Linked DNA regions of Homo sapiens: region 2 is linked to region 1. Evidence: read pairs that join two places in POLR2A ChIA-PET (ENCODE). Cell type or tissue: HepG2. All regions are shown on one strand. Links, peaks and the distances in the headings refer to the core of each region. The heading gives the core; the rest is flanking DNA.

What was found. ChIA-PET counts read pairs that join two places held together with the same protein. Peaks named below come from ENCODE experiments on the same cell type or tissue, not always from the same donor. Only the 100,000 strongest peaks of a DNase experiment are listed, where the experiment ranks them.
Region 2: POLR2A ChIA-PET joins it to region 1 with 6 read pairs; 2 of 35 experiments call an interaction of 5 or more read pairs at or near these places.

What each region holds. Positions count from the first base shown.
Region 1 is chr2:231,872,744-231,883,602 of GRCh38, forward strand. No RefSeq gene overlaps it. Among named protein-coding and RNA genes, the nearest start is that of MIR1471, 14 kb to the right of the region's middle. In HepG2, for the core only: no CTCF peak of the experiment used is centred there; a DNase peak (open chromatin) is centred at 5,238; H3K27me3 peaks cover 1,452 bases.
Region 2 is chr2:232,241,125-232,251,983 of GRCh38, forward strand. DIS3L2 (DIS3 like 3'-5' exoribonuclease 2) reads left to right here. Exons shown (of 21, transcript NM_152383.5): 12 at 8,115-8,222. Among named protein-coding and RNA genes, the nearest start is that of MIR562, 74 kb to the left of the region's middle. In HepG2, for the core only: no CTCF peak of the experiment used is centred there; no DNase peak of the experiment used is centred there.

The sequences.
Region 1 (10,859 bases), core at 1,288-9,287:
GTGTAGCTGGGACTACAGGCGCCCACCACCACATCTGGCTAATTTTTTTTGTATTTTTAGTAGAGACAGGGTTTCACTGTGTTAGCTAGGATGGTCTCGATCTCCTGACCTTGTGATCCGCCAGCCTCGGCCCCCCAAAGTGCTGGGATTACAGGCGTGAGCCACCGCGCCCAGCCCTCTATCTCTCATTTCTTTGTCCTGCTTCTCATTGTAATGGGAATGCTTTATCTCCATTAAGCATGGTACAGTCTTTTTGGTTGAGATATATACTTTTTCTCATGCTAGGAGAGTATTCTTTTAGTAACAGTTAATGATGATGGCTTTTTATGAGGAATGAAGGTTACATTTTGTTAGTTGCTTGTTCAGCATGTAAAGATTATCATATGACATTTTCCCTTTATTTGAATGTTATGAATTATAATAATGGATTTTCTCATGTTGAACAGTCTGTTTATTCTTGGAATTGAACTCCTCTCTATGTAATTCTCTTAATGTTCTACTGAATTCTGTATTCTAATGGTTTACTTAAAATGTTTGTACCAATCCTGACATGTGAGATTGATCTTTATCTTTTGTCTTGCTTTTTATGTTTTAGTATCAATGTTATGTCGTTTTTAAAAATAATTTGTGGGCTGGGCTTGGTGGTTCACGCCTGTAATTCCAGCATTTTGGGAGGCCGAGGTGAATGGATCACCTGAGGTCAAGAGTTTGAGACCAGCCTGGCCAACATGGCGAAACCCCGTCTCTACTAAAAATATAAAAATTAGCCAGGCATGGTAGCGGGCGCCTGTAATCCCAGCTACTGAGGAGGCTGAGGCAGGAGAATTGTTTGAATCCGGGGGTGGGGCAGAGGCTGCAGTGAGCTGAGGTGGTGCCACTGCACTCCAGCCTGGGCAACAAAGCAAGATTCCATCTCAAAAATAAATAAATAAATAAATAAAAATAAAAATTATTTGTAAGCAATTTGGATGTTTTTCTCCTAAAAAATGGGCAAAGGATCTGAATGGATATTTCATATATGCAGATAGATAGACAAAGGTCTAATAAGCACGTGGAAACATGCTCTACATCATTAGCCAACAGGGCAATGCAAGTCAAAGCCACAATGAGATACCACTTCACAACGGGAATGGTTATAATGAAAAGACAAGGAGTAACACGTGTTGGTGAGGACAAGGAGAAACTGAGGCCCTCACGTGCGACTGGTGGGAATGTAAAATGGCGCAGCCACTTTGGAAAACAGCGCCTGGCACTCCCTCAAAATATTAAACATAGAATTGCCATCTGACCCAACAATTTCACCCCTAGATGTACATGCAAAAGAACCGAACACATTTGTCCACACAAAAACTTATACACAAATGGTAACTTACTGTTTTTGCTGTAGGGGTTGGTGGATGGTCAGGCATGGGTTAGGCAGAACCCTGAGTGGGTCTACCTGGCCCATCCTCTCTCTGGGACAGATTCGTGTTCATTAAATTTATGAGATTGATGTATCAACCCAAAAAAGCCAATTTAGTTCTTTTTGTGTGTGTGAGAAATTGTTGATGCCAGAGGAATTAGAAAACTCTCCTGGCCTCACAATCTGTGAATTGTTTTCTCTGCAGTTGACCCATATTTGGAAAAGCAAACCATAAACGGAAGATTGTTTGCGGAAGATGGGATAAGGACAAGGAGACTTCGTGAATCAACTGGCAGTGGCATCCAGTCTACTCGGGAGACACACCCATCTCTCAAAGTGGTAGCCTTCCCCAGGGGGCAAGAACGCTAGAGGCCATGGCAGAGCTGCTGCCCACAACAAGACTTTGCAGGCCCCATGGGGGCTCCTTTTGTGCGTCCATGCCCGGCACTCTTCTGGAGGACGCCATCTGTTTTGAGATAGGCTCTTCCACTGGGGAGCTCCTAGCAGAGCCTTCCAGTCCTGGGAGCCTTTCTGGGTCTGTCAGATGGGCTTACATAGCTGTGCAGTTTCCTTTCCAGACTCTTTTTGATCATTCTTGGAAGGCAGACTTTTCTCCATCTCTACGTTCTTGGGGATTTGAGGAAAGCCTTATTGGAAGCATCAGGGAGTGCCGGCAGACTCTCACAGAGCTAATCTAGTGCTACAACAGGGCCTCGGAGCCTGGGACTTGAAGTGTGCCTTTAATCCTATGAAGACAGGCACGTGCACTCCTCACTGTTTGACCCAGCATCCAAGAGACAGGAGGGTGACTATCAGTCATTCTGTGCCATGAGGAGCAAGTTCATGGACCTTCCTCCACATGGGAGAGTGGATTTTCCAGCAAGGGCTCTGACACAGGAATGGCAGGCTGTGGGTGGCTGTCCACCTGTTTGGTTTTTTCTCCAAGAGGTAGCTGGGAGAGGGTTAAATGCCATGCATAAGATACTTATTCAGAGACATTAGTAAGCCCTGACCGTCCATGACCTCATAAAAATGCACACACCCTTTCTCTCATCCATATGTAACCTTAGAAAAAATTAACCTGGCCTCAATCATAATTTATATAGGAATACAATATCCCCACTTGTACTTTCACAAAAATTCCCTCATCTCTGTCACTAAATGACACACTGATTGAAAGTTTATTACCTGGCATTGAAGGTTTCTATTTATGGCTCTTAGATGTATGGCCCTCAAATACAAACAGGAGAGTCCAAGAGTGTCACAAAACAAACTAGTCTAAGTTTCACCAAGAATGCCTTTTTTTTTTTTTTTTTTGAGACAAGATCTGTCACCCAGGCTGGAGTATAGTGGTGCAATCTTGGCTCACTTCCACCTCCACCTCCCGGGTTCAAGTGATCCTCCTGCCTCAGCTTCCTGAGTAGTTGGGACCACAGGCATGCACCACCAGCCTAGCTCACTTTTGAATTTTTTGTAGAGATGGGGTTTTGCCATATCCCCCATGCTGGTCTTAAACTCCTGGCCTCAAGTGTTCTACCTGCCTCAGCTTCCCAAAGTGCTGGGATTATAGGCATGAGACACTATGCCCAGCCTACATTTGGCTTTTTAAAAGATTTACAAAGACTGGGCACTGTGGCTCATGCCTGTAACCCCAGCACATTGGGAGGCCGATGCAGGCAGATCACTTGAGACCAGGAATTTGAGACCAGCTTGGTCAACATGGTGATACCCCAGCTCTACTAAAAATACAAAAAAATTAGCTGGACATAGTGGTGCACACCTGTAATCCCAGCTACTCGGGAGGCTGAGGCACGACATTCGCTTAAACCCGGGAGGTAGAGGTTGAAGTGAGCCAAGATCACGCCACTGCACTCCAGCCTGGGCAACAGCAATACTCCATCTCAAAATAAAATAAAATAAAATAAAAAGATTTACATGCATCTCAAAGAGACAGAGAAAGCATTCCAATCGTGTTTTCTTTCTTTTCTTTTCTTTTCTTTTCGTTTTTTTTTTTGACACAGAGTCTCGCTCTGTCACCTAGGCTGGAGTGCAATGGCGCAATCTCGGCTCACTGCAACCTCCATCTCCCGGGTTCAAGCGATTGCCCTGCCTCAGCCTCCTGAGTAGCTGGGATTACAGGCATGCGCCAACACACCTGGCTAATGTTTTGTATTTTTAGTAGAGACAGGGTTTCACCATGTTGGTCAGGCTGATCTCGAACTCCTGACCTTGTGATCCACCTGCTTCGGCCTCCCAAAGTGCTGGGATTGCAGGCATGAGCCACCGTGTCCAGCTTTTTTTTTTTTTTTTCTGGAGACAAGGTCTCACACTCTGTCGCCCAGGCTGGAGTGCAGTGGTGCGATCTTGCCTCACTGCAGCCTCAACCTCTGAGGCTTGATCTGTCCTCCAACTTCAGCCTCCTGAGTAGCTGGGACTACAGGTGTGCGCCACCAAACCAGGCTAAGTTTTGTAGCGACGGCGTTTCATCTTGATGCCCAGGCTGGTCTCGAACTCCTAGGATCAAGGGATCCACCTGGTTCAGCTTCCCAAAATGCTGAAATTACAGGTGTGAGCCATCGAACTTTGTCAATTTCATGTTTTCTAGCAGAAAGTTCTCTTTCACTTTTGGTATCAGGGAAAATTTTATTTATTTTTTTTTTTTGAGACAGAGTTTCACTCTTGTTGCCCAGGTTGGAATGCAATGGTGCGATCTTGACTCACTGCAACCTCTGCCTCCCGGGTTCAAGCGATTCTCCTGCCTCAGACTCCCGAGTAGCTGGGATTGCAGGCACCCGTCACCACACCCGGCTAATTTTTTGTATTTTTAGTAGAAACAGGGTTTCATCATGTTGGCCACGCTGGTCTTGAACTCCTGACCTCAGGTGATTCGCCTGCCTCAGCCTCCCAAAGTGCTGGGATTACAGGCTTGAGCTACTGCGCTCAGCCAATTTTACATTTTTTTAAAAAAATTTATGTTTACGGTTACACAAGCACCTACCAGAGTATCTGGCACACAGTAGGTGTTCAATGAATGAAAGAATGAATGAACATTGAATCCCTTCCTTCTGGAGAGCCGGACTTCCTCTGAGCTGCCTGGGTTCAAGGAACAAACTCCCAGCTCCTGGTGCTTCCTGCTATAACTGCAGTTTTTTTTTTTTTTTTTTTTTTTGAGACAGAGTCTTGCTCTTGTTGCCCAAGCTGGAGTGCAATGGTGTTATCTTGGCTCACTGCAACCCCTGCCTCCCAGGTTCAAGCGATTCTCCTGCCTCAGCCTTCTGAATAGCTGGGACTACAGGCGCCCACCACCACGTCCGGCTAATTTTTGTATTTTTGGTAGAGACGGGGGTTTCACCATGTTGGTCAGGCTGGCCTTGAACTCCTGACCTCAGGTGATCCACCTGCCTTGGCCTTCCAAAGTGCTGGGATTATAGGCATGAACCACCGCGCCTGGCTGACTGCAGTTTTCTGCGGAGGCACTCGGCCTCCCCACCTGCTGCTCCTGGCTTTTCCTCCAGGACTCTGCCAGAGGGCAGATGAGACCAGGAGGCAACAGGACCTCCAGGAGATGGGAAGGAGCCCTCCCCTATCAGAGTGGAGGAGAAACCTGGATTGGATGAGCAGAGAGCCCTCTGTAAAGGTCCGGAGGCCCTGGTGGGATCCTGGGGGCTCGGGTCTGGGCCCTGCAAAGAGACCTTATTACCCCCTTTTTGGGATCTCAAACTCTGAGAGCACTCCTGTTGGTCACCCAGAGCCTCATGATACCTAAGGATTTTAGAACAGTAGACTGTCAGTGTTTGGGCAGCTGGCCAGACACAGGAACAAAGCCTGTCCTCAGGATTCCAGCAGAGACCTGCTCGAGGCCGCGGAATGTTGGGGTTTTCCACTCAGATGTTGACAGTGCTTTCTCACTCTGTACCAGCGTGAAGGCAAAAGCTTTCTCTAGAGCATTTTCTTCTGCTGAGAGGGGCAATGAGTGTGAGGGTGTTTTTGTAACTGAGTGACAGTGCTGAATTTGTAACTTAAACCCCTGCCCTCCCAGGTGCACGCAGGTGCATGATTGGAATATGCACACACTCATATGCTCTGACACACACTTTTTTTTTTTTTGAGACAGGGTTTTGCTCTGTTGCTGAGGCTAGAGGCTAGAGTGCAGTGGCGCAATCACAGCTCACTGCCACCTTGACATTCCGGAATCAAGTGATCTTCCCACCTCAGCCTCCTGAATAGGTGGGACCGTAGCATGTGCCATCACACTTGGCTAATTTGTTTGTATTTTTTGTGTAGTGACGGGGGTCTCACTATGTTGCCCAGGCTGGTCTTGAACTCCTGGGTTCCAGTGATCTTCCGGCCTCAGCTTCCCAAAGTGCTGGGATTACAGGTGTGAGCCCCCATGCCCCGCCCTGTCTTTAAATTAGATTATTAAATTAAAAGCATTTCAAAGCAGAAAACAATGTGGCTTTTTAGACTAAGTTTCTGAACTTGTCTCTTGTTGGCTGAGGACAGTCACTTGTACAAAGACATCAGGATTCACACAGGGCCCTGCCCTGCCCCACCCTCTTGACCCCACTCAGGCCACCACCAACCCCTTAACCGACATACACACCTGTTCCTCTTTGGTGCAGAAGAGAGACAGTAGAATCAAGAGATGGGAAGTGACTCAAGGTCTCCCATCCACTCTCGTCATTTTAAAAATCCATGTGTGTAAGGATTTTGTTGTAATTCTCCTTCCAGGTTTCCTACTTTAGAAAATATACTCCGGGCTGGCCGGGCGTGGTAGCTGACGTCTGTAATCTCAGCACTTTGGGAGGCCGAGGCAGGCGGATCACCTGAGGTCAGGAGTTTGAGACCAGCATGGCCAACACGGAAAAACCTCGTCTCTACTAAAAATACAAAAATTAGCCAGATGTGGTGGCGGGCACCTGTAATCCCAGCTACTTGGGAGGCTGCGGCAGGAGAATCGATTGATCCCAGGAGGCAGAGATTGCAATGAGCTGAGACCGTGCCACTGCACTCCAGCCTGGGTGACACAGCTAGACTCTGTTACAAAATTAAAAAAAAAAAGAAAGAAAATATACTCCGGGCTTCTCCCACGATTATTTCCTTCCACGATAGGAGCTCCTTTTCCGGTCAGTCTACTTGCTGAGAATGTTAACTGCATACAATTATGATAGTCACGGCCTTTTTTTTTTTTTTTTCTGATGTTGATCTCCAGGTTCAGCGATTGGAGATTGGATTTCAAAGAGAAGAGACTCAAATGCAATAATGCTGCCAGAAGACATAGCTCCCTCCCTGAGTTGGAATCAGTGAGATGTGTGACAGGAAAGACTGTTGACAGTAGGGCTTGATATGTGTTTCAAGAGCGAAATGAAAACTATCCTCCATAGTTCTCAGCTGTAGATCACTAAACCATAGGATTTTCTTTCTTTTTTTTTTCTTGAGATGGAGTCTCACTCTGTTGCCCAGGCTGGAGTGCAGTGGCACGATTGTGGCTCACTGCAAGCTCCACCTCCCAGGTTCATGCCATTCTCCTGCCTCAGCCTCCTGGGTTGCTGGGACTACAGGCACCCGCCACCATGCCCAGCTAATTTTTTGTATTTTTAGTAGAGACGGGGTTTCACCATGTTAGCCAGGATGGTCTCAAGCTCCTGACCTTGTGATCTGCCCGCCTCAGCCTCCCAAAGTGCTGGGACTACAGGCACCCACCACCATGCCCGGCTAATTTTTTGTATTTTTAGTAGAGACAGGGTTTCACCGTGTTAGCCAGGATGGTCTCGATCTCCTGACCTTGTGATCCACCCACCTCAGCCTCCCAGAGTGCTGGGATTACAGGTGTGAGCCACTGTGCCCGGCCAACCGTAGGATTTTCTTAAGGAGCAAACACTCAGTGGGCATTGAGGGTATAGGCCAATGGGCTCTCTCAGATGTTTCTGGGATCAACTGGTAAAATCCCTTTACCCCAAATGGGGAAGCCATTTGGCATGAACGCTGATGTTTTAACTTTTTGACCCACTAATTTCTAGGAATACTATCCTAAGAAAATAATTCTAAACATGGGAAAAGCTCAATGTCCAATTATTTTCAATATAACTTTTATTTCTTTTCTTTTCTTTTTTTTTTTTTTTTTTTTTGAGTTGGAGTCTCGCTTTGTCATCCAGGCTGGAGTGCAATCTTGGCTCACTGAAACCTCTGCATCCCGGGTTCAAGTGACTCTCCTGCCTCAGCCTCCTGAGTAGCTGGGACCACAGGCATGCACCACCATGCCCAGCTAATTTTTGTATTTTTAACAGAGACAGGGTTTCACCATGTTGGCCAGGCTGGTCTGGAACTCCTGACCTCAAATGATCCACTTGCCTTGGCCTCCCAAACTGTGCTGGGATTACAGGCATGAGTCACCGTGCCCGGCCTATAACACTGTTATAGAGGGGCATAAAAGCAGAAACAATCGAGTTGTACATGTGCCTGGGGTTTGGTAAATATTTAATTACTTGTACTCTACATTGTTTTCTCCCATTGCGAGGAACAATGATTCACATAGGGCTTGTTTCTAGGATGCCAAGCCTGAGACAGGAAAGCTGCCCAGACCAAGTCACCCTGGGGTCTCTGTCCTTCCTCCAGGGCCTTCCTGCAGGTCTCACCCCACAACTACTCCCCTTTCTTTGTGTGTCTGCTCTAACCTTCATTTGTTCCTGCATGTGGCCAGGACCCAAGATCCATTGCCTCTTTCTTCCTAGCTAACAAAACCCTCTCCCTGTCTCTGCCCCCGCCTCCCTTTCTGGAATCTGCAGCCCAAATGTGCTGGGTGCTGATTCTCATGTTTTCTCCCCTCTCTCTGTAGCTCTGGGACAGAACTGAACATTCCTTCAAATGCCATCTGAAGACAAAATCAAAACTGCTTTCAAATTCTTTTAAAACCATTACATAAAATATAAATTGCTTGTCAACTTCATAAATAGCGAGAAGCAATGAATCGGCTGTCCATTTGCTAAATTCATCAAATTGGTCATTCAGAGAAACTGGTAAAAAGAATTATAAAAACGCTAAATATTGGCAAAACAGAAAATGACTTTTAAAATAATTCAAGAGAAATCAGTATAAACTGAAAGATTCTTGTATCGAATATGTTATGAATTTGGAATATCATTATATAAAGAGTGTGATCAGAAAAAAGCTAAGTTGACCCTCTCATTCTCAACAATTTAAACATTTCTTAAAATGCCAGTAAGATAGTAAAGAATAATATTAAATATGTAAAAAGCATATTCCCTAAAATGGTGACTGGAAAATCAGTGTACTGACTAAGCTTGGTGAGTTGGTCATGTAGTGACCAATTGATAAAAGATGGATTCTCGTGGAATTTATTGTGAAACCCACCACTGACTTGCCCTAAGAAAGTCATGGGTAGTTTCTCTCTCTCTGGGTGGGTTTGTGTGTGTGTGTATATGTGTGTGTGTCTCCAACTCTGTCTGTCTCCCTGTATCTCTCTGTCTGTCTCTATGTCTCTATTTCCCTCTGTCTCTCTGTCCTCGTCTGTCTCTGTCTATGTCTCTATCTTCCTCTGTCTCTCTTGGTGTCTCGCTCTGTCTCTTTGTCCCTCTCTCCTCGGCCCCTCCCATGCTGCAGCTCCTATCTGCACACTGGCTCCTGTCTTCAGTTGCCCCATTCTTCAACTGGCCAGGGTGTCCTGCCTACCCATTCCCCCTCAGAGCCTAACTGCCCCCTACCCTGCCACTCAGTGCCCCATTTACTCAAGGACTCTGCTCAGGCCTGTGTCCGAATTTCAAATTCTTTTTTTTTTTTTTTTCGAGACAGAGTCTCGCTTTGTCGCCCAGGCTGGAGTGCAGTGGTGCAATCTCAGCTCACTGCAACCTCAACTTCCTGGGTTCAAGTGATTCTCCTGCCTCGGCCTCCCGAGTAGCTGGGACTACAGGCATGTGCCGCCACACCTGGCTAATTTTTGTATTTTTAGTGGAGACGGGGTTTCACCATGTTGGCCAGGCTGGTCTTGAACTCCTGACCTCAGGTGATCCGCCTGCCTCAGCCTCTTAAAGTGCTGGCATTACAGGTATGAGCCACCATGCCCGGCCTGAATTTCAAATTCTTAGAGAGAGGAATTACCTGACTTGGCTCAGGGCAGGGGTTTCACGAATCAGGTGGGACTGCATGGAGCCACGTGGAGCCACACCTTATGGGATATTCTGAAGGAGACAGTGATGTGTCTAGGGTGCAGCTGCTCCCACCTGGTCCTCCCACTTCTTCCCATGGATCCAGTTCTAAAGGTGCCCTCACCTGCATGATCCCACCACCCCCATCCCATCACAAAGGGGCTTCTGCCATCTCCTAAGAGTGGTTCCCCTGCCTTCCCACTCTGCTAGATTAGCACAGCCTCTGTTCCCGTACTCTGCTTTAGTTTTCCTCACAGCATCCTTGATGTGAAATTTCATATTTGCTAATCTTTTATCGGCCTCCCCAACCAGAACCTAAGATCCCCCTGGGCAGGGACTTTGTCCTCTTCACTGCCCCAGCCCTAGCTCCTACAATCGTGCCTGAGGCTCAGTGAGTATTTGGTGAATGACTGAAATAGACTCACATCCTCCCCAGTGGGAGGCCGCCAAAGTCTCCAGGACCACTTCGAAAACAGGGACCACAGGGCTGGGGTGGTGGCCAGTCAGTCCTCTGCCCCCGTCTGTCTCCCCAAACCCCAGTCCTCCTCTTCCAGCTCTGGCCGCCTCCCCAGGGGGAAAGGTGGGGAAAATTGTCTCATCGTCTCTTTATTTCTCCAGATGAGCTTCAGAATTATTTGGGCTCGTTTCCCAAAAAGTTCCATTAAAATTTTGGTGGACATCACATTAAATGTATACATCCATTTAAAAAGAAAAGACATTGTTACAACATGGAGGCTTCTCACCATGAGCACACTTCTCTTGTCTTCCTTTAAAACCCTCAGTAAAATTCTGTAGTTTTCAGAGTTTCTGCATATTTATTGTTAAGCTTATTTCTAGGGTGTTTGATTTTTACAGTTGCTATTGTGTGTGTGTGGGGGGGGTGGTCTTTCCCCTCCTCTTTTATTTTCTAATTGTTGGTATAGAGGAAAGGAAGTGATTTGTGAATGTTTCTTTTTTATCCATTCACTTTATCTAATTTCACTCTTAATAAAATTCTAGGAATTTTTCATTTGGTTATCGGGGCTATAAGACTGCATTATCGACAAATGATAATTTTACCTCTTTCCTTTTTCTTCCTCTAGTTGTATGTCTTTTTCAGCTGTTTCTTATTGCATTCAGCAAAGCGGATCTTTTCTTAAATAAACCTTTCATTAGGGAAGACATTCAGGACTCCGCAGAATATTTAAGGAACAAAACCATGAAAGTGACACATCTCGACTCCTGGGATGCTGCCAATGCAGTACTTAGAGGAGATTTATGGCTCCCAGTGCTTATATTAGAGAGGGAGAAACGAG
Region 2 (10,859 bases), core at 934-8,933, 370 kb after region 1:
CTGATTCCTTTGAACCGCTGCTCTGACCTTTCTTCCTACTCGGTTTTGTTTCTTAAAGGACTGTGTCCAGGAACTTTTCTGCTGTTTTCACTTTACTTTGCCTATAAAGGTCTTCTGAAAAGCTGGATGAGCTGTGTTTCCGCCCTCCAGATTCTCTGCTTTCTCACTTGGCACAATCATTTCTCCCAGCTTCATCACACAGGGGAAGGGGGGCTGGGGTTCCAGTTCATTTCCCATCTATAGGGAATGTGGCACTGATTTCATTCAGATCTGTAAGTGACTGATGCCAGAACTGCAATCTTAGCTCCTTATCTAAACTCTAATTGGGGGATTAACCCATGGAGTAGGACAGTATACAGTGTAACAGGTCTTGGGTCCAAATACCACCTCACTGACTTTAAATGAAATTCTTTTTGTTGAGATTTTGCTCACAGTAATAAGTATTTGGTTATTCTTGTTAACAATAGGGTATAATCAGGTGGAAATATAAATTTAGGTAGTGTCCATTTAAATATCAGGAAAAAACTTTTTGACAAAAGATGATTCCGTTAGATAGGGGACACCTGCCCACCTGAATTTTGGTCTGTCTTTCTCAGAAGGACACAACATTTGCTCAGTTAATGCCTCTCAACTGTCTTCTCTGGGAGATAAATATAATGTAATTGCAAAGTTTAAAGTAATTTTAGAAAATAAGCAAATTAAGCTTTAAAAGTAAAAGAAAACCTAAACAGTTGAAACCTAAACCTAAATTTTCTGCCTATTGGCCCAAGCATTCATGTTATTTTAGGTGCGAAACAGCTCAAGTGAAAGTTCGCCCATAAATCTCTACGATATTTTATTGGTACTGCTTTATAATAGAGATCAAAGATTGGGATTGGAAGCCTGTCTTAATGTAGAGTCCAAAGAGTTTTAAGATGTTTCTTTCTGACACCAGCAGGTTGTCAGAGTGTTGATGTTTTGTTAACGTCAAACTGTGTAGCAAAGAGTTGATCAAATTCTGAATTCATGGAAGTGTTGATATGGAAAAGAAAACTCTTTAAACAGAGATGTTGGCTGGCAAGTGAATTAATCTATTTCCTTTAAGTTATTTCAGTGTGTAAGTAGGGAGCTAGCTGAGTGTACCTTGTTGTTAAAACCTCGAAGTCCTCGGAGAAAAGGGGGAAAAGTCACCAATTCTCAGACTGCAGATATGGGCTGCGATGGCCAATGGGTTATCGCACTGAAGGCCTGAGGGAGTGTGGGTGGGGAGCCAGCAAAGGCCTGGGCTGAAAGGGGCAGAAGAGGCCCTGCAACCTCTCCAGGTAGTGGAGAAGCCCCTATGACTTGGCTTGTGGGCATCTGGCTCCCACATCACTGCTAGTCCTTCCTGCTCCTCCTTGCCTGAATGATTGATTCTTCCCTTCTGTGGCCCTTTGTGTTGGTCACAGGGCTGTCCTGGCTAACCTGCTGCTGAACTTGGCCAGCCTGCCCACTGTGGCTTTAGCAGATGTTTCTGCTCTCTGAGGCTAATATAAGGTTTTATAGTCTTGTTGGTACCCCCACCCAGCTGCCTTGGGCAGTGGTGTATTTACCCAAATGATAAATTTCTCTCTACTCTCTCAAGACCTGGTCCAGAATGCTTAGAAAGTCAGTGTCCTATCATCACTATCCCTTTTCTCCACGGCCAGCTCTTAAGCTCTGCCCTGACTCAACTTTGGTCCTGGCCCCAAAGCATGCTTAAGAGGACTTAGCATCCTTCAAGCCCCGTTTCCTTTTCTGCTGCCTGAAGTGCTTATCAGTCTTCCTCCACTTGGTATTTATTGAGTACCAGCTGTGTGTCATGTTCGAGGGATGTAAAGATGAGACAGATTCTGGTCTTGCCCTGGGGAAGCAGAGGAGGTGGACAGGTAGCAAACACTTGCAATGCATCAGGCTACCTTCAGGTACAGAAGTGCCCCAAAGGTGAGGAGGTGTTAGAGAAGAGAGAGGGGTTGTATCTGCCTGGGCTGGTGGTGGGAGAGGAGCTTCTGCAAGGTCCAAGAAGGCTTCACAAAGCAATCGTGTTTTGAACAGTGTTTCACATTTTGAGTAGAAAATTTCTAGATAGACAAAAATGGGCAGAGAGGGCATTCCAGGCAGAGGCTAGAAAAAGCAGAGAACATTCAAGGAGCAGTATGCAGTTTGGAATTCTTGGGGTGTGAGTTGTAGAGAGAGCCACGGATGAGGTTACAAAGAGAAGCCTGGAGTGGTAGGCGAAGGAGCTCAGATTTTGAGGGCAAGTAGGGAAGTGATACGGTCTCCTTCCACCAAGATAGAAAATCACCTTAGCAACTGTGTGGTTGAAGGATAGTGAGGCCAGAGGCAGGAAAATTGTCATCAGTACCTGGGCCCTTTCCCCCAGTCATATCCTCTTGAGGCTCTGAATAACTACCCCAACACAGAGATCTTTGCTCACAAAATCTTATGAGAGTTTACCAATGTGGTAATGTCTAACTGGACCCCAGGAGAACTAGGACAATAGATGTCTTCAGCCTAGTGCCAAATGGACATTCTGAACAAGCAGCATTTCAGTTACTTCAAATTGTAGTTTCTTCCCAATTCTGGCAATGCATATCACACAAGAAGAAGTAGGGAGAAGCAAAGGGCAGGGAAAATGGAGAAGTTAGCTTCCCACTGTTATCTTTGCTGTCCCCTCGGAGATAGGGTCCTTCTCCCGCTTCCCTGTGGGGAACTCTTGGCCACCTGTGACCTTAGCCACTGAACATTGAGGGTGCAGGCTTTTCCAAAAACCTTTTGGCCCCATGGAACCCTCTAGGCCCTCCTTCATCCACAGGACATGCAAAAGTCCATTTACTAAATTCAGCTCCTTAGCTATTGGGAAGGTAAAGCCAGTGTGTCCTAACATAAATGGAATTGCAGATTATCATTGAGTGGAGATTAGTAAGAAGATGCAGAAGTCTGGAGAATAAACAAGTCTTATCTAGAATAATTTCTACTTCAGAATTGTCACTGGTTTTTATCTGAGAGAGGAAGAGAGACATATCCACACTTGAATAGTGGAAGGAGGAGAGGAAAAGACTCATTTGAGAGCGTTAGAATGTCAGATCTAGGCTTGGGAAGTGATTGGATGTAGAAGGGAGAGAGAGGAGAGTGAAGAATCACAGGCAAATCCCCAGCTGTGTTCTGGGGACAGGGGTGAGGAGTGTGGGGAGACATGGGTGTGGTGTTTTGATTTTTGGTGGTTTTGAGGGAGGGGTGGTCGTTTGCTTCCTTGCTTATTTAACTTGGGACAGAGCGCTGCTCTTAACAGAGGTAGGAAATGTAGTCAGTGGAACAGGTAAAGAAGGGAGGAAAATGCTGAACTTTGTCTTCTCCATGTGGAGTTTGAAACATTCATGGGACATCCAGTTCATGGTATCCAGAGGGCATTGTAGACGTATGTGGAGTCACAAGGCCAGATGGCCAGACCTTGGACAGGGAAGACACTCGTTGTGAGATGGCAGGAGACGAGGGCACACATGTAAAGTGAGTGGGCCTGGGAGAAATTGGCCAAAGGAAGGAGCTGGAAGGTTGCTTGCAACAGATTGAGTCTGATGATCTCAGTTTTCTCTGTGAAGAAGAGTTGAGGTTTTCTGCTGAGAAAGATTGGGAAGGCAGTCAGGTAAGAGGTCTGAGGAGAATAGTAACATTTTGGGACCTCTTCTGAGGGGCGTGGGGAAGGAGCTAACAAAGAGAGGTGAAAGGCCTGCCAACCCTCATGGAGGTAAGAACTAAGACAGCTTAGCAACTCACCTCCACACGGCCCAGCAGTTTTCTCTGTCACTGCTCAGTGAGGACTTGCAGAAGTAGGAAAGGGCGATTATAAGATCGATCATAGGGTTTGTGGAGCTGGGATAGTAGAAGTGAGGGAAATAAAGAACCTTGAAGAAATTATCCATGTGGTTCACACTGCATAGCAAAGTTAATGAGGACAAGACAGGATAAGACTGGGGAAAAGGATCAAGGGGTCAGGGAATGTATGAACATTTGCACAGTTCTAATGATAGCCAGGAGTTTCCCAGCTCCTGGAGAGACCTTTCTTTTCCAGTCAGACATGGTGTTCCACACTTATCACCCTGACCCAGAGGCTCTCAGGAACCATCGCAGGCCTCATGTAGCTGACCTGGGTGCATGGACTGTTGCGCCATGGTCCAGGTGGGTCTCCCCCTGACATAATGGGACTTGGATTTGAGAAAGCAGCTGATCAGAAGGGGCTGCCTGCCTCTCCTTTCCAGCCCTCCTCCACAGGGATCCTGCTGTGCCTGGGGTTGTGGGAGAGCACATTCACAGTGACCCTGGCAGGAATTAGGCCCCATTTATGAGAGGCTGTGATGTGCCAAACCACAAATGTGATTGTAACCTCTTAATTCCTTTTCCTTTGAAACATAGAGGAATAACCATCTATTTACAAAACTATATATACCTAAAGACTGTTTTCTATGAGAATTTCGTCTGAATTCTGCTTTAAGACCTGGTAAATGTCTTTTATAAAAAATACTTCTTAAAAATTAAATATAATTATACTAACCAAAAAGTTTTAAAGTTCAGCTTTTTCATGAGCACTTAGATTGGTAACTGACCATTGCAGTGTGATTAATAAAATGTCTTCTGTGTAAGATATAGGATACCACACAGTTTTTATAGCCTGCACAACCACTGCATGTGCTGGTAAGTTTTAGGTTAGTAGCCAAAACAGTGTAGCTTATACTTAAAATACTAGTTGTTTATGAAGTTTTTTTTGTCAAGATGTTTAAATATAAGTCTCTAGTATATTTCATAAAATGTTTTATGTGATGCAGTAAACATAGAAAAAAAGAGGTGGTCCATCTCCTGGGCAGAAGCCAGTCAGTTGTCTACACACTGGAAGTGCCTACCATGCATCAGGTGTAGAGAGAGACAGGAGTGAGGCCTGGCCCTTGCTCCTGAGGTTTCAGTGTCTGTGGCACTCAAGGCACCTGAAGAAGCAATTAGGACAGTGTTGTAAATGCAGCAGAAGAGCAGGGAGGATGGAGTAAGTGGCTGACTGTGTAGGATGGCCCCAAATCCTCTTTGAAAGAACAGGGGAGGTGTGTAAAACACAGCACACACTCTGCCTGGGGGATTTTGGATAAACCTTTTAGCAGTGGCAATGAGCTGAATCTGAAAGGATGTACAAGAGTTTGCCAGATGTAAAATGTCCAGAAAGGTGTTCCAGAAAGAGGGACCAGCACAAGCAAGAGCTGGAGCAGCACACAGACAGGTGAAGGGGGTGCAGTGGGAAGGCCCATGTGACTGGTGTTGCCAGTGCCCCGGGAGAGGGCCAGGGCACAAAGCTGAAGGGGATGCTTGAGCCTGGTGACAGTGCACCTTGGATACCGTGGGCTGGCCAGTGAGCTGACTTTCACTGAGCATCTTCAGTATTGTTCTACCAATAAGAAGACCAAGACTCAAAATTTTACTAACTTGCCCAAATTGTACAAGAAGCGGTGGGCCCAGGATTAGCCCCCAAGTCTCTCAGGTGGCAAAGCCTTTGCTGTCTTTCCTGCACCATGCTGCTGCTGAGTCTGCACTTCACTCACTGTAAAAAGGTCTTTAGACCTTGTTGTATTTTTTTAAGTGGTGAGGCCCTTTTTGCAAATAATATCTGAACCCCAAATTCCAACATATAGAAACAGATCAGGTTTTCACTAAATAATTAGCATTCATTTATTTCATATTTAAATGTGTAACACACACCAATTAATGAAAACAGTGACTTTGTTTTTAATAAGCTCATTTATTTTGGAAATAGCTAAACTCCTTACTTTATTTGGATTTCACTAGTTTTTCCATCAGTGTTTTCTTTCTGTTCCAGATTCTAGTTCTGGCCCAAGTTATAATGACTTTCTTTTGACAAACACTAAATATGAAGTTAGGAATTATAATGCATTGTCAGATGCTCAGCTTTGTGACTTAAAGTAAGATACTGCCGTGAACACTTAGAAGACACACTAACTATCTGTACAAAAGGCATTAAGCCCTGGACTGATGTCATTGCAACAAGCATGCTGGGTGGCTGAGCAGCCAGTTACCAAAATACAGTTGATAGAACGAACTGTTAATGCAGCCCAGAGGAGAACACAAGAATGCATACCCAGCAAACTTGATGTAGTCTGTCTTAGCTCAGGCTCCTATAGTAACATGCCATAGCTTAAACAACAGAGATTTATTTTCTCCCAGTTTTGGAGGCCAGAATCCCATATCAAGGTGCTAGCCAATTCGGTTCCTGGTGATGGTCTCTTCTTGATTTGTATATGGCTGTGTCCTCACATGGGCTTTTCTCTGTGCCTACTCATGCAGAGAGAGACTTGTGTCTCTTTCTTGTCTTATAAAGTCACCAGTCGTATTTGACCAGGGCACCACCCCGTGTCCTCATTTAACCTTACTTACCTCTGAAAGACCCTGTCTCTATATACGGTCACACTGGGGGTTAGGGCTTCAACATATAACTGCCGCGGGGGGGGGGGGGGGGGGGCGGGGGGGAGGGTGCCAATTCAGTCCCTAGGATAGCCCAAAGGCTGAGTAGGTGAAATCTTTATCATTCAACCACGAGATGGTATCATCTTGAAGCTTTCTCCATTTTGTGCACTATTTTTAAACAGGTGAAGATGTATCATTTTATAAAACACTTGACATATACAAGAAAATGTTAAATATTTGGATTACATTCTAATGCATCACAAAATAAGTTAGCAAAGAAAATATAGTATTGTCTGAACTGATGGTGCAAAAGTAATGGCAAGAAAAAAATTTCAAAGGTAGTTGTCTGTAAAAGCTGTTAGCGAAGGCTGGTAGGAAAAGTTGTTACCAGAGTTATCAGGTAGTCATTAAGTTTCATACAGATGTTAAAAGACATGACATTCTTTAGAAATACCAAACAATTGCCAATTATTTGTTACTGGTGTGGGCCATGAGTTCTAGAATTTACTATTCCATACCAAAGATATTTACTGTACTAAAGTAGAGTACAGTTGCAGATACTTCACGCAGAATAAGAAGCCGCTGGGGTTTGTTCTGTTTCTGCCCGTAAAGAAACATAGTTTGCTGAATGTCCCTCAATTACAGCATGGCCACCCTTTGCCTATCACTTCTCAGTTACCTAGCATGGGGTTACAGTGTTATCCATGCTCAACACTGCAAGCCAAAGTGGGCCATAGTAAGTGTGTTGAGTAAATGGCTAGTACTGCTGATGTTTTTAGTTAGAGAGGTGGGGTGGATGGTCCTGCCATTAATCAAGAAAAATATGGGAAAAGGAACAGATAGTGGTAGATGGGAGAGAGTTTTTGAAGTAATTTCAGGAGATACAGAGATATTCATTTCATCTTTGGAATAGTAGGAAAAAAAACAAGTAATATTTTGGGACAACTGCAAGTCATCATTTGAAAGTAAGCTGAAAAACAGTTTTTAATTAAAGAGTATATACCGTTGACTCAGTTTATTATGGAACAGAAAGATCAATAAGGAGAAGAAATAATTTAGGCTTAAAAAATGGGAAAATGGATAACTAGTTGATCACAATGTTTATCTAGGAAACCTGGATGTATGATCCTTTCTGTTTTATCACTCTAGTGATATTTTATTGAAGTAGTCTCTTAATGTTCCAACATGTAATTTGGTAAATTACGGTATATTCAGTTACTAAAACATTGATTCAACAATAACAATAGCTTATTTTACTTTAACAAAACCCTGTCCAGAGTTTACACTCAACCCTTGGGCTCTTAAGTATATGTATAATTCAACTGGAGTGCTTATATCCAAAAGCACAAGTACTTCTTGAGTCTGGAGCTTCAGGTTTAGTAGATAATACAATGTAGCTATTTTACATTGCTTGCATTGTACTTTTGTCTTCCCTTACCAGTTCTCCTCACTTTCCCAGCTCATATTCCTATTTGACTCTAGAGGCGCATGGAAAAGTATACAACAGTGTGGTCTTTCTGCAGAGTCTTTGGGAACAGAGCCACCTCCATCTTCAGCTTGCTCTGGAAAAGCTGAAGCTGTTCACCAAAACTCTGCCCACTGGGCTTCTCCTAAGCGGGTTGGAGAAAGGTGCTCATGGGCCTGTGCTCTATTTACAGGTGGTCCCCATGCTTCCCAGGCTGCTGTGTGAGGAGCTGTGCAGCCTCAACCCCATGTCCGACAAGCTGACCTTCTCTGTGATCTGGACACTGACTCCAGAGGGCAAGGTAACAACTTACACGTTTTCTTTCTCCACTTACCTCTTTTCTGTTCCATGAGTCATGAAGCACTCACCATGTGCCTGGCACTGGCTTGGGTGCCATGGTGGTAAGACAAGGGAGGTATGGAGTAGCCATCATAGAGAAATGTCAGAGTCCCTGCCTCGGAAGAGCCGTTGGCCCCACTTAGAAGCCAAGACTGACCTTAAGCACTTAGAACAGGCTTCTTGTCTGTTATCAGGTGAAGGAAGAAATTGAGTAAGCAGAGTGATGCCGGGGAGGCTTATGCAGGAGACAGGGTGTAAGTGGGATTGAATGAGGATTGGCAAAGGCAGGAGGGGCAGCCCAGCCTGCAGTTAGGAGAGCAGAGCCTGTTTAGAGGAGGACATTAGGTAAAGTGGGAAGTTTACATAGGTGGGGTGAAATCAAACTGGAGAATCACAAATGAATTGTAGGTGTTAGGGTTCCTCTGAAGTGTCATGAGAAAGCTGATTGTAGAAAGGTCAGTGGTGCATCGTCATGCTGGATGATTGGAGCGGTGAAGATGAATTAGCAAGGTAGTGCTATAATCAAGGCACAAGGTGGTGAAACCACAGACCAAGAACAGAGGAGAGAAGGATGTCAGCAGGGGTTTCTGGGCATAAGGAAAAAGATGTCTGTGCCTGTCGTCGGGATGTGCCTATGCGTATCATAGGGAACGGCAGGAGAGAGATACATGAAAGAGAAACTAGTCCCCTCCCTGCAAATGTAACAACTCCAAACATTCAGAAGTAGGGTCGTGATTAAGTAAGCCCTGGTGCCTTCTCAGTGGAATATATGCAGTTATTAAAGTTGTTGACAGAGACCATGGAAGAACATGGGAAGTGTTTATACTGTAATATTAAATGGAAGTAAAAAAAGATATTTAATTATAAAGAGGTTCCAAATAAAGATAGAGGATCAAATACCCACATTTACTTTCATTCCCTCCCAAAACCTCACTAAAACAACAGTAAAAGGATTTTTTTTTTTAAAGACATAAACCCACAAGGACAAAGAGAGTGGGAGAGGAGACAACAGCAACAAAATTTTGGAATCTGGGTAGCAGATGGATGAGTGTAACTGACTTAGCAGTCCTGAGAAAGCTGAATCCTGAGCCAGCAATAGAGAAAGCCAAGAAACAACCCAGTTTATGCAGCAGAACCCTAAACAATTCAGAAATTGACAGTACCAGATAATTCTAGAAAGTGGGGGAGGGGTGGGGGAGAGTGAGGCTAACAACAGTATTGAAAGTTTATTTTTAAAAATTGCCCCTCCTATAACTTAGTGGAAGATCAGAAATGTGTTCTCTAGACAGGGTAAAGTAAGAGGTGTCTGAACTAGAGGACATCAAACATGCTTGATGGCAGTGACACCTTGGGGGAGATTGAGTGAATGTTGGCATACTGAACGTTAAGAGTGTCAGCTTTCTTTTTGCTGCCAGCCCCAGAATTCTGGTCGCCAGGCCTATATCCATGAGTCGGGACATGGGAAAATCTCTGAGGACTCTGAATAGTGAGGAATAAAAACATAAAGATACTAACCTTAAGAGTTTCCCAATCAGCAGCCCAGCTGTCTTTCCCTACAGTAAAGCTTACAGACAATAAGCTTCACCCGCACAATCAGAGCTTTTTAGGATTTCATTTCCATATATGAAGAGACAACCCGAGGGAAGCTTCTAATGTGAAATAGGGAGGCTATTACTAATGCATTGATTCAACAATAGCTTTATTTTACTTTGATGAAACCCTGTCCAGAGTTTACACTTAGCCCTAGGGCTCTTAAGTATATGTGTAATTCAACTGGAGTACAAACAAAACAGGAAAGAAGTAAACAAACAGAAAATGAAGTAAACAGGAAAAAGTAACTAGAACAAAACACACTAGCAGGGAAAAGAAATTATCACTTATATCTTTAGGGAATTTTTTTAAAAAAGAAGGTAGCTGTATCACAAAATCTTGATACTTTAAAAAGGAAACATTTGGAGGGAAAAAAAGAGCTCTTGGGAATTAAACACAGGTTAGAAGAATTAAAGATTCAAGATTCCTACTGAAAGGTAAAGTTGAGGAGCTGTCCCAAGAAGAGACAGAAAAGACAAAAAATTAGAAGACTAGTCCAAGATATACAATATCTGTTCAATGACCGTTCCAGAAATAGAGAACAAAGTAAACAGAGGAAAAGAAATGATCAACAAAATAATTTTAGGAAATGCCCCATTCCTGGAAGATGTGATTTTCCATATTGAAAGGGCACACTGCCTAGCACAGGGGTGGAGGCACATCATCAAGACACATCATTATAAAATTTCAGAACACTGTGGACAAAGAAAAAAAGACATACGATAAAATCGGAAATCAGAATAACTTCAGACTTTTCTACCACAACCCTAGAAATTAGATGACAGTGAAGCAAAGCTTTCTAATTTCTGAAGAACTGTGATCTCCATGCCAAAATTCTGTACCCAACGAAGCTATCAATAAAAAGGGTAGGAAAGGACATTTTCAGACATACAAGGCTTCAACAAAAATGTCCATCTCATACACCCTTTCTCAGAAAGCCACCAGAAGATGTGCTTCACCAAAATGAAGGAGGAGTAAATGAAGAAAGAGGAAGACATGGGACGCAGGA